Linked DNA regions of Mus musculus: region 2 is linked to region 1. Evidence: chromatin loops called from intact Hi-C (ENCODE). Cell type or tissue: left cerebral cortex. All regions are shown on one strand.

Region 1 (8,000 bases):
CCACTTTTACTAAAAGCATTTTTGTTCTTTCTTACCTTTGGTGAGGGCCTTGCCCTGCACTTTGGATTCCAGTTGCAGGAGTCTCTGCAACCACCTAGGCTAGTAGAATAGAGCTGGTGTTGATTCAAACTTTGCTGGCCTGACCCTAAATAGTTTATTTTACGCACAACAAAATCTGGTGATGTTTTTCCTGGTGATAATTAACTATATCCCGTGTGCACAATAAAGCTTTAGGCATGACCACATCGAAACTCTTTGTAAAGCATATGTGACATTGTGACATCCTCTTGTAAAGATGGGTTCTTTAGATTGACTTCATGTGATACCTCCCATAAAGATTCTATCTATCTATCTATCTATCTATCTATCTATCTATCTATCTATCTATCTACCTACCTACCTACCTACCTACCTACCTATCTATCTATCTATAGACAAGCTCACAGTAAGTGTCTGGAGAAGGATTGATCCTTGGCCTTGCCCACACAGCACAAACTTCACCAGACTGTTATGGGCTTCTCCAGTGTTATGGGCTCATAACAAGTTATGTGTTTCCTCCATAGGTGTTGAACATTCCAGGTTTCTCTAATGCTAATCTCTGAACACAAAGATTTTTTTTTTTTTTGTCTCTTACACCTACTAGAGACACACACTATAAGGCAAAAAAAAAAAAAAAAAACAAAAAACAAAAAAAACAAAAAACAAAAAAAAAACCATAATCACCTCATTGGATGGAAAAATGACCTTTGAAAAAAATACAACATCCCTTCATGATGAATGTCTGGGAGATATTAGGGACATGGGCAGCATATCTACATATTAGAAAATGTAGATCCAGATCCAAAATTATTCTAAATTGAGAGAACCTCAAACTGTCTCTCTAAAACCGGGAACCAACAATGGCCCCTTCTGTCCATACCCATCATTAGATCATCAGGAACAAACAATGTTATCCCTCTGTCCATCTTCACTGCTTCTACACTGCTGAAGCCTTTTTAAAAAAAAACTTATTTATTTATTTATTTATTTATTTATTTATTTATTTAAGTATACTGTAGCTGTAGCCTTCATGTACTGTACTGTAGCCTTCATGTAGTTGCTGGGAATTGAATTTCGGACCTCTGCTCCCTCCAGTCAACTCCTCTCGCTCCGGCCCAAAGATTTATTTATTATTATAAATAAGTACACTGTAGCTGTCTTCAGGCAGATCAGAAGAGGGTGTCAGATCTCATTACAGGTGGTTGTCAGCCACCATGTGGTTGCTGGGATTTGAACTCTGGACCTTTGGAAGAGTAGTCAGTGCTCTTACTTGCTGAGCCATCTCACCAGCCCCCACTGCTAAAGTCTCAACTATTGGTCTAAAACAACTTGGGGGAGTTTAAAATGATAGAGATTGGAAGGGAAAAAAGTGAAATCATCCTTATTATCAGATAGTGATTATACAAAAAACGTTTAATGAGGTTTCTTATACCTGTCAATACCTTGGGTTATTGACAGTCTGTAGTTCTTTTGGAGACTATTGTGTGCCCAAGGGGCATAATTTCATATACCTCACACATTTAGTGTGTAGAGTTTCACACAAATATAAAATAAATAAAGCATATATAATAATGTAACATATAAATATATGATAATAAATTGTATATGTAAATTGAATTTTATATATATAATAAGATATAAATATTTACTTGAGGGACTATCAGACAACCTCATTTTCATTCTGTATTGACTTCCATACTTCCAGAAATGAAGTCCCTTCTTGTTTTTTTTGTTTTCTAGTTCATGTCATCTGTCTATGTCTTGTCCTAGCGAAAGAACTGAGTAACTAATGACTGCTAAGAGATGGAAAATTAGCCTCTCTCAGGGCTGAGCACTGTTAGTAGTTGTTTTAATACTCAGTGGCCTGTCCTGAACCCATATGCACATAAACTACAAAGACTTACTAAAAGTTTTTATTTATATATTTGTGCATGTGTGTGTTTGTGTGTATGTGTGTGTAAAAACCCTGACAATAAGAAAAGGAGGTTATCTTGAGGCTAGCACTTGGTAGAGTTGCATGGAGAGTGTCTGGATGAGCTCTAGGCAGGAAAGGAAGGGAAAATAGAGTTCCTCTTTTTTTTTTTTTTTTTTTTTTTTTTTTTGGTTTTTCAAGACAGGGTTTCTCTGTGTAGCCCTGGCTGTCCTGGAACTCACTTTGTAGACCAGGCTGGCCTCGAACTCAGAAATCCGCCTGCCTCTGCCAGTCCTGGGATTAAAGGCGTGTGCTACCACACCTGGAGAGTTCCTCTTTTTTTAAAAGATTTACTTATGTGAGTACACTGTAGCTGTATAGATCGTTGTTGGGAATTGAATTTTTAGGACCTATGCTCGCTCTGTTTGGCCCTGCTTGCTCTGGATCAAATATTTATTTATTATTATACATAAGTACACTGTAGCTGTCTTCAGACGCACCAGAAGAGGGCATCAGATCTCATTACAGGTGGTTGTGAGCCACCTTGTGGTTGCTGGGATTTGAACTCAGGACCTCTGGAAGAACAGTAAGTGCTCTTCCCTGCTGAGCTATCTCACCAGCCGTAAAATTACATTTACATAATATGTATATTTACACATATAAACTCTGCTTTCTTATATGTTATGTTGAAATTGAGTTCTACATTGCAGTGTGCATTGAATACACAGAAGAGCTTTTCTTATTTTTTAAAAAAAGTTCTTGGTATCTGAAAAACTTAGCTGTCCTAAAATACTATTATTTGGAGATTTTGAAACTTGTGTCATTGTGTCCACTAACTTCCATGGCCTTGTATGTCTTATTTGTTTTACATGTTCTCTTTGTTTTCCTAGTTACTCAGTGTTTTCAAGTATATTGGATAATCTGACATGTTGTCAAACATTGCTTAATCTAAATGCTTAATCTAAAACTAAGAATCTATTCTAGAATAACTATGATAGAGTTATTCATTTTTAATTATATTCCTTGTGTGTTTAGAAAGTTGTTTTATGTCCAATCTGACAATTCACTTTCAAAGTGAAGAGACTGTTTTTATTACTGAATAATAGTTTCAGTTTTCACCATGATGCAATTCTGTATGAATTGTCTGTTACACTACAGAGTTCAGGCCAGCCCTTCCGTTTATTACAAATTATATGCTATGTCTCCATGTGCTATCCTCTTGCATCCATCATGTTCAGCACACTTGTTTCCTGACAGCAGAAGAGCTGAAGATTGGGTGAGATCATCTTGGCACAGTCCTTGTAGCGGTGTGCCTTTTTGCATCATGTTTCTATATTATTTTCATAGAAGCCCACAAAGTGAAATAATGATTTTTCTTTCATTTCTTCCAGTCCTGTCTTGCTTTCATAACAAGGAACTGTTCAAAATAGAGAGCAAACAAGAATCTGCCCAGAGAGAAGGACCAGGACAATTTGGAAGTTCCAGGCTTGGAAAGTTACATGTAAGGAAGTTCTGGGAACGTAGAGGTGACAGTGAAGAGCATGAGTTCTGGGATGATGGATCTGATGTGTATGCAACTCCCACTGCTGACATTCCTGACAGGGGAGATAAAGAAACTCAGCCTTCTCCTCACACAGCTCACTCCGGGCCACGTCCACATTCACAGCGGGAGGCTCTTTTAGGAAAACATTCCCGTCAGTCTTTGAAACACAACTGTAGTCTTCATAGAAGTGTGAATTCACTGAGAAGTAACATGGGGTGGGGGGGTACATAGGAGTCTTTGAGATATGTTTTATGGAGTATGGGATTAAGCAGTATTTCAGTATTCTGTGACGAAAAGGGGATTAATAACACAGGACAACACATAATGATATCATTGTGAGAAGTATTTGACTGAAAATTCTTTACAACTTCCTCAACAGGTAAATCTACCTAATGACATGGACTGCAATGTAGATCAACATAAGACTGTGTATGAGAATCCAGTAGGACGTGAAAGCCATCATTGGTTGGGTATTTCTGAATACTGCCACAGATATCAGGAAGATAATAAAGGCCTTACTACAGACTTTGCACTGCATAATAACCACAACAGTCAGTTTACAGAGATTTCTTACCAAGGTAACGACTCCTGGAATATCTATAAACAAGATGTAACTCCTAGTGAAGGACAGATAAGTAATTGTTCTCTGGAGAATTGTTACAATAATGATAGATGTAGGGGTGTCTCTGGTCAGTGCACACAATCACCTTTGTACCAGCAGGATTATAGCCAAGAGAAGCTGTCCACAAGCAGCCAGCAGTATAAAATTGCAAATGAGTGCTCAAATTGTAGTCAGTGTACTGAAATTAAGGCTAGAAGAGAATTTAACAGACAGAGATATGATAAGTACAGCAAAGTCTCTGTTGAATCACCAAGCATTGATAGGGATAAGGTAAATGATATTCAAAGAAAACCATGCCTGTTTATGGGAAGTGATAAATCCTTCAATTTCTATTTAAATATGACTCAAAATGATTCAAGCCATACTAGAGAAAAACCTCAGAAATATAAAGAATATAGACTGGAGATTACCTCTCCTTCGAAACTTGTTGGGCATCCGAGATCCTTTGTTCAACAAAAATATAGGAAATCTGGGAAATGCTCCAGAAGTTCTTCAGACCTCAGTAGACTTAAGATGCTTCAACCTGGAGGAACGCCATGCAAATCTACAGAATGTGGGAAGTCCTTTTCTCAGTTCTCAGGCTACAGAGAGAATGGTACAATCCATACTGGAGAAAAACCTTATAAATGTAAAATATGTAAAAGATCTTTTACTACAGGTTCATATCTGCAAGCTCATCAGAGAATCCACACTGGTGAGAAACCATATAAATGTAAAGAGTGTGGCAAGTCCTTTACTCACGGCTATTCTCTTCGAATTCATCACAGGTTTCATACTGGAGAGAAACCTTACAAATGTAAAGATTGTGGCAGGTCTTTTGCCGAGGGCTCATCTCTTAAATCCCACCACAGAATCCATACAGGAGAGAAACCCTACAAATGTAAAGAATGTGGAAAGTCCTTTGCCAAACAATCAAATTTTGAAACTCATAGCAGAATTCATACTGGAGATAGACCTTACAAATGTACAGATTGTGGCAAGTCCTTTACCAGGAGCTTCTGTCTTCGAAAACATCACAAAACCCATACTGGAGAGAAAGCTTATAAGTGTGAAGAATGTGGAAAGGCTTTTACCCAGCGTTCAACTCTTAAGACCCACTACAGAATCCATACTGGAGAGAAACCTTACAAATGTAATGAATGTGGCAAGTCTTTTACTGAAGGCTCAACTCTTAAAACCCACCTCAAAATCCATACTGGAGAGAAACCTTACAAATGTAAAGAATGTGGCAAGTCTTTTGCTGAGGCCTCAACTCTTAAAACCCACCACAGAATCCATACAGGGGAGAAACCTTACAAATGCACAGATTGTGGCAAGTCCTTTACCCAGAGCTCACATCTTCAAAGCCACTGCAGAATCCATACAGGAGAGAAACCTTACAAATGCAAAGAATGTGGCAAATCTTTTGCTAAGGACTCATCTCTCCAAAAACATCACAGAATCCATTCATGAGAGAGTCTTTACAGATGTAAAGAATGTTCAAAATCCATTACTTGGTTCTCAAATCTTATAGATCATCCTGGAATCCATACTGGAAACAAACGTTACAAATGCAAAGAATGTTTGAAGTCCATTACCACAGGCTGTAAATTTAGAACACATTATAAAATTTAAGCATGAGACAAAAGCAAGGGTAATTACTGATACACTGTTCACCCAAGAAGTATGTTTTGTTTTGGTTTTGTTTTGTTTTTATGAAGAATGGATGGAAGTCTTTAACCACTCACTGTTCAACTCTTCAATATTGGAGTCACATCAGGTATCCCTATACTGGTTTGAATTTGAAAAAAAATTTCCAGTGTGGTGGTTTGAATATGCTTGGCTGAGGGAGTACACAACTAGGAGGTGTAGCCTTGTTTGAATAGGTGTGGCCTTGCTGGAGGAAGTGTGTCTCTGTTGGGGTAGGATTTGAGACCCTCTTTCTAGTCATCTGGGAGCCAGTCTTCTACTGTTTGCCTCCTGAACAAAATGTAGAACTCTCAGCTCCTCCTGTGCCGTACCTGCCTGGACCCTGCTGTACTTTCTCTCTTGATTATGCTCTGAGTCTCTGAACCTGTAAGCCAGCTTTGATTAAATATTGTTCTTTTAAGAGTTGCCTTGGTCATGTTATCTTTTCACAGCAATGGAAACCTTAAGACACCCCAAAATGCATCTTATATTCACTCTGGTGGTTTGACTGAAAATAGCATACACAGACATATAGGGAGTGACATTAGATGGTGTGGTCTTGTTGGAGTAGGTGTGGTTTTGTTGGAAGAAGTATGTCATTGGATTGGGCCTTGAGGTTTCAGATGCTCAAGTGAAACCCACTGTCATTCTTTCTTCCTGGTGCCTGCTGATCCAAAGGTAGAAATCTCAGCTATCTCTGGAGCACCATGTCTACCTGCATGCCACTATGTTTCCCACCATGAAGACAATTTGCAAAAACTCTGCATCTGCAAGTCAGCCAAAATAAAATATTTTTCTTTATAGGAGTTACTGTAGTTATGATGTCTCTCCACAGCAAAAGAAACCCTAACTAATATATTCACTAAGCAATTTCTTTGAAAATAGACTATGCCAGGCGGTGGTGGCACATGCCTTTAATCCCAGCACTTGGGAGGCAGAGGCAGGCGGATTTCTGAGTTCAAGGCCAGCCTGATCCACAAAGTGAATTCCAGGACAGCCAGGGCTATACAGAGAAACCCTGTCTCGAAAAACAAAACAAAACAAAACCAAAAAACAACAAAAAAAAGGAAAATGAACTACATATGTACTAATGTTTCATACAGAATTATTCTGAAATCAACTACTAATAATGGTATAGAATTCATGTTATATTTGACTAAACTGGTAATAATTTAAAATGTATGAACTTGTACCTGAGTAAGATTTCTCATAACCATCTAAAGTCAAAACTGTTGCATAACATTTGTATATTTCAGTGGAACAGGATATTTTTATATGATGAAAAGATTACTGTTGATACTATTTGAGCTTTAAGTTTTTGTTACAGATTGTTTATAATGTTAAATTACCTTCTTTGTTCGACTACAAATAAAGAAATTGGAGCTTACGTTTACTTACTGCTGTCTTGGGATAATGAGTGCCTGTTTTATACTGGAAAGGTATCATTAATGTTAGGCATTCCATGAGTGATAATTCCAACAAAAACATCTCATAAAATTACAGTGGGGAATTGTGGGCTTTTTTATGGATGTGGAACATAGAATGTAGACAGTAAAATTGGATGTCACGCTGGGTGTGGTGGCACATGCCTTTAATCCCAGCACTCGGGAGGCAGAGGTAGTCAGATTTCTGAGTTCGAGGCCAGCCTGGTCTACAAAGTGAGTTCCAGGACAGCCAGGGCTATACAGAGAAACCCTGTCTCGAAAAACCAAAAAAAGAAAAAAAAATAGGTGGATGTCTCAGCACAAGTCATCTGATAGTCGAATTGGAAACAGAGTTCCTGGGGGAAAGAAATACAGGAGGAGAAAGGAAGGTAAAAACAGTAAGGAAGAGAAAAGGTGTTTGTTTTAGGAGGCCTTCCCAAGAATCGGCAAGGAAGCAGAGTTGGTGAGAGAACCTCCTCCTTGGTTGGGTCTGTGCATTGGTAAACACTATGTATGTTGAGTATTATAAGATGTTCTTTATGTTTATTTGAAACATAAATGTTCTTGTGAACAGAAGTGGAAGTACTCATGGATGTATCCATGACAGAAGACACACATACCTTGACAGTAAACACCAGCTCTAATTAGACTTAATACCTACTCAACCAGAGGGAAAACATGCCTTGTACTGGAAACATAGCTAAGAAGAAAGGTCCATGTTCAATAAAGTTTTTCTCTGACATTCTCTTGGAACATTATCTTTCTCACAAAGTAAGTTTTCAAATAGTTAAT
Region 2 (8,000 bases), 850 kb after region 1:
TTATTTGTAGGTATAGGGCCAGATATTTACAGATTGTGGGGATTTTGCTGGTTTAATAAATTAGTGCTGTGGAGTCTCCTTCAATAACCATGACTTCACTAGCACTAGCAGTGAGCATGTTTTCCCTCTGGTTGAGTAGGTCTTAAGTCTAATTAGAGCTGTTGTTTACTGTCATGGTTTATGCGCCACTACTTTACCCTTATTTATTGTGCAATGCTGGTCATTGATGTAGCTAATAGGCATCACAGCTAGGAAAGACTTGGTTGCTTGTCTCTTTGGAAACTATTTGGTACCATAATAGCTAGTCCCAGGGTGGGAGCATTCAGCACAGTGCCAGCTCAAGAATCTCTGGGCCCTGTTTTTTGAAGTGCATGGTCTGTGTCTTTAGCAATGGGTACATCCTTTCTACTTCTCTGGCCAGATAAGTAATGCAGCAATGGGCTGTAGGTTTTGGGAGTCTCTTAGATAGCCCTAGTAAACAATTCAAAAGAACTTCTCAGGACTGCTATTAGGATTTTCATTAAGTGGTCTTCAGTTCTTGGAGAGAGGGTTCTCAGCTCAAGTAAGATACATAACTATATATGTAGCTTTATAAACAGAATTATATGAAGTTTGGTTTCAAGGCAAATAGTTAGACATCCTTACATGGTACCGTCCATCCATCCATATTCGCCTCCCTTCCCCTTCCCTTAGGAAACCTCCTTTCCTGTTTCCCCTATCACATCACTTATGCACCATGACTGTTTCAGGCACCTTTTTATTAAGTTACCGTCCTTCCTCTTCCTTCTGTATTTGCTTCCCTCAGGAAGCCTCGTTCCTATTTCCATTACCAGATCCTTTGTGCTGTGGTATTCACCTTTACATCCCACATTTACCTCACTGCACATCCCTAAAATGCTCCCAATTACCCATTGTATTTTTGCGACATGTTTTTGTTAAAAATATCACTCATAGAATGGCTAACATTAATGATACCTTTCCAGTATAAAATAGAAATTCATTACCCCAAGGTAGCAGTAAACAAACACAAGCTCTAATTTATTTACTAGTAATTGAGACAGAAAGTTAATTTAATATTATACATAATCTATAACATATACTTAAAGCTCAAATCCTATAATATCCTATAATATCTTTACATCGAAGCTATACCATACAAATATAAATATCCTGTTCCACTGAAGTACATAAATGTGCAACAATTTTGATTTTAGATGGTTATGAGAAATATTAGTTACAAGTCTTTATGTTTTAAATTATTACAAGTTTAGTCAAATGTAACATGAATTCTATACCATTATTAGTAGTTGATTTCAGAATAATTCTGTATGAAACATTAGTACATATGTAACCTATTTTCAAAAAATTGCTTAGTGGATATCATATTTATTTAGGGTTTCTATTGCTGTGAGAGACATCATAACCATAGTAACTCCTATAAAGGAAAATATTTAAGGAACACACTTACAGTTTTAGGTTTTGTCAATTATCTCCATTTGGGAAGCATGGTGGCACACAGGCAGATATGGTGTTGAAGAGGTAGCTGAGAATTCTACACATGGTTCGAGAGGAGGCAGGAAGAATGACAATGGATGGGCCTTGCTTAAGCATCTGAAACCTTAAAGTCCACCCCCAGTGACTTCTTCCAATTAAACCACACATACTCCAACAAGGCCACACCCTCTAATAATGTCACTTCCTATATATCTGTGCAGGCCACTTTCAGGCAAACCACCAGAGTGAATATACGATGTATTTCTAGGTAAAATGTTTTCAAATTCATACCAGTGTAGAGCTTCCTAGTGTGACTCTCTGATATTGAGGAAGGGTTAAATATTGGTTAAAGGCTTCTATCTATACTTCATATTTTAAAGAACATTTTTCTTGGGTGAACAAGTATGTCAGTAATTACCCTTGCTTTTGTCTCATACGTGAATTTTATAATGTGTTCTAAATTTACAGTCTTTGGTAATGTATTCAAAACATTCTTTACATTTGAAAAGACTTTTTCCAGTATGGATTCCAGGATGATTTTTAAGATTTGCAAATCAGGTAATAGATTTTGAACATTCTTTACATCTGTAAAGGTTCTCTTATGACTGGATTCTGTGATGTTTTTGAAGAGATGAGCCCTCAGCAAAAGACTTGCCACATTCTTTGCATTTTTAAGGTTTCTCTCCTGTATGGATTCTGCAGTGTCTTTGAAGATGTGAGTGCTGGGTAAAGGACTTGCCACAATCTGTGCATTTGTAAGGTTTCTCACCAGTATGGATTCTGTGATGAATTTTAAGAGCTGAGGCCATGGTAAAAGATTTGCCACATTCTTTACATTTGTAAGGTTTCTCTCCAGTGTGGATTCTGTGGTGGGCTTTAAGAGTCGAGCCCTCAGTAAAAGACTTGCCACATTCTTTACATTTGTAGGGTTTCTCTCCAGTATGAATTCTGTGGTGGGTTTTAAGAGTTGAACCCTCTGCAAAACCCTTGCCACATTCCTTACACTTGCAAGGTTTGTTTCTACTGTGTATTCTGTGGTGGGCTTGAAGATGTGAGCCCTGGGAAAAGGACTTGCCACATTCTTTACATTTATAAGATTTCTCTCCTGTGTGGGTTTTATGATGCCTTTGAAGAGAATAGCTATTAGAAAAGGACTTGCCGCAATCTGTACATATGTAAGGTTTCTCTCCAGTATGGATTCTGTAGTGGGTTTGAAGATGGGAGTGCTGAGTAAAGGACTTGCCACATTCTTTACATTTATAAGATTTCTCTCCAGTATGGGTTCTGTGATGTGTTCGAAGACAGGAGCTGCTGATAAAAGCCTTGCCACAATCTGCACATTTGTAAGGCTTATCTCCAGTATGAATTCTGCTATGAACTTGAAGATTTGATCGTTTGGCAAAGGACTTCCCACATTCTTTACATTTGTAGGGTTTTTCTCCAGTATGGATTCTGTGGTGGGATTTAAGAGTTGAGCCCTCGGCAAAAGACCTGCCACATTCTTTACATTTATAAGATTTCTCTCCAGTATGGGTTTTGTGATGTGTTCGAAGACAGGATCGGCTGGTAAAGGACTTGCCACAATCTGCACATTTGTAAGGTCTATCTCCGGTATGAATTCTGCTATGACCTTGAAGATTTGATCGTGTGGCAAAGGACTTTCCACATTCTTTACATTTGTAGGGTTTCTCTCCTGTATGGATCCTGTGGTGGGATTTAAGAGTTGAGCCCTCGGCAAAAGCCTTGCCACAATCTGTACATTTGTAAGGTTTCTCTCCAGTATGAAGCCTTAGATGAATTTGAAGAGAGTAGCCATGAGTAAAGGACTTGCCACACTCTTTACATCTGTATGGTTTCTCACCAGTGTGGATTCTCTGATGAGCTTGCAGATATGAACCTGTAGTAAAAGACCTTTTACATATTTTACATTTATAAGGTTTTTCTCCAGTATGGATTGTATAATTCTCTCTGTAGCCTGAGAACTGAGAAAAGGACTTCCCACATTCTGTAGATTTGCATGGCGTTCCTCCAGGTTGAAGCATCTTAAGTCTAGTGAGGCCTGAGGAGTTCCTGGAGTATTTCCCAGATTTCCTATATTTTTGTTGAACAAAGAATCTCGGATGCCCAACAAGTTTCGAAGGAGAGGTAATCTCCAGTTTATATACTTTATATTTTTGCGTTTTCTCTCTAGTGTGGCTTGAATCATTTTGAGTCATATTTAAATAGAAATTGAAGGATTTATCACTTCCCATAAACAGGCATGGTTTTCTTTGAATATCATTTACCTTATCCCTATCAATGCTTGGTGATTCAACAGAGACTTTGCTGTACTTATCATATCTCTGTCTGTTAAATTCTCCTCTAGCCTTAATTTCAGTACATTGACTACAATTTGAGGACTCATTTGCAATTTTATCCTGCTGGCTGCTTGTGGACAGCTTCTCTTGGCTATAGTCCTGCTGGTACAAAGATGATTGTGTATACTGACCAGAGACACCCCTACATCTATCATTATTGTAACAATTCTCCAGAGAACAATTACTTATCTGTCCTTCACTAGGAGTTACATCTTGTTTATAGGTATTCCAGGAGTCGTTACCTTGGTAAGCAATCTCTGTAAACTGACTGTTGTGGTTATTATGCAGTGCAAAGTCTGTAGTAAGGCCTTTATTATCTTCCTGGTATCTGTGGCGGTATTCAGAAATACCCAACCAATGATGGCTTCCACTTCCTACTGGATTCTCATGCACAGTCTTATGTTGATTTACATTGCAGTCCGTGTCATTAGGTAGATTTACCTGTTGAGGAAGTTGTAAAGAATTTTCAGTCAAATACGTCTCACTCTGATATCATTATGTGTTGTCCTGTGATAGTAATCCCCTTTTCGTCACAGAATACTGAAATACTGCTTAATCCCATACTCCATAAAACAGCTCTCAAAGACTCCTATGTACCCCCCACCCCATGTTACTTCTCAGTGAATTCACACTTCTATGAAGACTAAAGTTGTGTTTCAAAGACTGACGGGAATGTTTTCCTAAAAGAGCCTCCCGCTGTGAATGTGGACGTGGCCCAGAGTGAACTGTGTGAGGAGAAGGCTGAGTTTCTTTATCTCCCCTGTCAGGAATGTCAGCAGTGGGAGTTGCATACACATCAGATCCATCATCCCAGAACTCATGCTCTTCACTGTCACCTCTACGTTCCCAGAACTTCCTTACGTGTAACTTTCCAAGCCTGGAACTTCCAAATTGTCCTGGTCCTTCTCTCTGGGCAGATTCTTGTTTGCTCTCTATTTTGAACAGTTCCTTGTTATGAAAGCAAGACAGGACTGGAAGAAATGAAAGAAAATCATTATTTCACTTTGTGGGCTTCCATGAAAATAATATAGAAACATGATGCAAAAAGGCACACCACTACAAGGACTGTGCCAAGATGATCTCACCCAACCTTCAGCTCTTCTGCTGTCAGGAAACAAGTGTGCTGAACATGATGGATGCAAGAGGATAGCACATGGAGACATAGCATATAATTTGTAATAAACGGAAGGGCTGGCCTGAACTCTGTAGTGTAACAGACAATTCATACAGAATTGTGTCATGGTGAAAACTGAAACTATTATTCGGTAATAAAAACAGACTCTTCACTTTGAAAGTGAATTGTCAGATTGGACATAAAATAACTTTCTAAACACACAAGGAAAATAATAAAAAAAAAATGAATAACTACAACATATAGTTATTCTAGAATAGATTCTTAGTTTTAGATTAAGCAATATATTTCATAACATGTCAGAATATCCAATATACTTGAAAACACTGAGTAACTAGGAAAACAAAGAGAACATGTGAAACAAATGAGAGCTACCAGGCCACAGAACTCAATGGACGCCATGACACAAGTTTTAAAATTTCCAAATAATCATAGTTTTTAGGACAGTTCACTTTTTCAGATACCTAGAAAATTTTTTAAAACAAGAAAAGCCCTTTGGTGTACAAATCAAAATTTTCAACCACACTGCAATGTAAAACAAAATTGAAACATAACATATAATAAAGCAGAGTTTATATGTGTAAATACACATATTATTTTTAATGTAATTTTAACTGAAAGAAAACTCTCTTTTGCCTTCCTTTCCTGCCTAGAGTTCATCTCAGACACTCTCCATGCAACTCTACCAAGTGCTATCCTCAAGATAACCTCCTTTTCTTATTATCAGGGTATTATTAACACACACACACACACACACACACACATACACACAAATACATACACACAACACACATGCACAAATATATAAATAAAAACTTTTAGTAAGTCTTTGTAGTTTATGTGCATATGAGTTCAGGGCTGGCCACTCTGTATTAAAACAACTAATAAAAGTGCTCAGCCCTGAGAGAGGCTAATTTTCCATCTCTTAGCAGTCATTAGTTACTCAGTTCTTTGGCTAGGACAAGACATAGACAGAGGAGCTGAATTGGATACAAAGCAGTAGAAGAGACTTCATTTCTGCAAGTAGGTAAATCAATACAGAATGAAAATGACGTTGTCTGATAGTCCCTCAAGTAAATATTTTTATTTTATCTCATTATATACATATAACATTTAATTTATACAATTTATTATATATTATATATTATATATTATACATTATATATTATATATTATATTATTATGTTTTATTTATATTTGTGTGAAATTCTACACAGTACATATGTGAGATATACGAAATTATGCTACTTGGGATGACAATAGGCCCCAAAAGAACCACAGACTGTCAATAATCCCAGTACTGGGTGTGAGAAACCTCATTAAAACATGTTTTTGTATATAATCACTATCTGAAAATAAGGATGATTTCACTTTTTTTCCCCTTTTCAATCTCTATCCTCTTAAACTACCTCAAGCTCTTTTAGACCAATAGGTAAGACTTCACCAGTATACAAGTCAGGGATAGACAGAGTGGACAACATTGTTTGTTCCAGTTGTTAGATGGGCATCCTTATTGGTTCCTGATTTTAGAGAGACAGTTTGCAGTTCTCTTCTTTTAGAATAATTTTGGATCTGGATCTACATTTTCTAACATGTAGATATGCTGCTCATGTCCCTAATATCTCCCAGATACTTATCGTGAAGAGATGTTATATTTTTTCAAAGGCCATTTCTCCGTCTAATGAGGTGATTATAGATTTTTTTTCTTTTTTTTTTTTCTTTTTTGTCTTACAGTGTGTATCCCTAGAAGGTGTAAGAGACAAAAAAAAAAAAAAAAAAAAAAAAAAAAAAAAAAAAATCTTTGTGTTCAGAGATTAGCATTAGGGAAACCCGGAATGTTCAACACATAGAATTGTTCCTTTAAATGTGGGGTACACACAACTTGTTATGAGCCCATAGCATTGGGAGAAGGTGTGGATAACTGCCTGGTGAAGTTTGTGCTGTGCGGCCAATGCCAAGGATCCCTCCCCAGACTCTTATTGTAAGCGTGTCAATATATATAACCTATCTTTATGGGAGGTATCACATGAAGTCAATCTAAAGAACCCATCTTTATGGAGGATGTCACAATGTGCTGTACAAAGAGTTTTTGATGTGGACATGTCTAGACCTTTATTGTGCATACAGGATATAGTTACTTATTACCAGGAAACAAACCACCAGATTTTGTTGCGCTTAAGTGTGCCTAAAATAAACTATTGAAGGTCAAGCCAACAAAGTTTGAATCAACACCAGCTCTTCGCTGTGTTGAATCAAGCTGCCTTCTTCTTTACCCTAAACTGTTATTCCACTAGCCTAGGTGGTCACAGAGAATCCAGTAACTGGCATTCCAAGTTCAGGGGAGAGCCCTCACGGAATGTAACAACAAAAATGTTTTCAGTAGAAGTGGCTAGTTCCATCACCCAAGGAGTCTCACAAAGGTGAAAGAGAAATAGCATGCGTTCCTCTCAGTCTGTGAGGCCAAAGCATTTCATACAACTGTTGAAATGTTCAGTAAGATCCAAAGCAGCAAAATGTTCAAAGCAGCAGCTCTGCACCTTTGTACAAATTCCTGTAAATTTTATTCTTTGGTTTCCTGGACAAGGAACCCTGGATGTTGCAAATTAGGAGTGCATAGGAGCTAATATAAAAAGAGCTCATGTAATGGTGAACAAATTCTGATCAATTATTTTGCAATCTAGACGAAAGCAATGTATTGTGTGGACCCTCTCAGGAAGATTGTAAAAAGGAAAAAAGAAAAAAAGCTGCTGGACACATCTTGGTACCACCAGCTCAGAGGACTCCGTGGCGGTTCAGGTTTCCAGGCGGTTGTTCATCCAAGCATCTGGAGGTCACCTTCTTCTGTAAACTGAGCAGAGACTGCCCTGCATCACCTGGGGTCAGTGGAGCGGTGGACAGAGCTATGAGTGAGCACCGGGACTAGGCAGTCCCACTGCTTAGGTTTTTGTGTGCCCTCAAAGTGGGAATGATGCAGTATGGAATGATCAGCAGTCCCTTCATGAGGAAATACTAAATAT

The links. Hi-C counts contacts between places; a loop is a spot of excess contacts. Peaks named below come from ENCODE experiments on the same cell type or tissue, not always from the same donor. Only the 100,000 strongest peaks of a DNase experiment are listed, where the experiment ranks them.
Region 2: it touches region 1 in a loop (11-fold over the local background); 9 of 42 quality-filtered maps call a loop at or near these places.

Annotation. Positions count from the first base shown.
Region 1 is chr7:42,472,557-42,480,556 of GRCm38, reverse strand. Zfp141 (zinc finger protein 141) reads left to right here. Exons shown (of 7, transcript NM_001309388.1): 6 at 3,343-3,452; 7 at 3,874-7,171. The coding sequence ends at 5,568. Among named protein-coding and RNA genes, the nearest start is that of 4933421I07Rik, 28 kb to the right of the region's middle. In left cerebral cortex, no CTCF peak of the experiment used is centred here; no DNase peak of the experiment used is centred here.
Region 2 is chr7:41,621,545-41,629,544 of GRCm38, reverse strand. Gm51480 (a long non-coding RNA gene) reads left to right here. Exons shown (of 3, transcript XR_003946761.1): 2 at 7,665-7,861. Among named protein-coding and RNA genes, the nearest start is that of Gm51480, 7.5 kb to the left of the region's middle. In left cerebral cortex, no CTCF peak of the experiment used is centred here; a DNase peak (open chromatin) is centred at 3,542.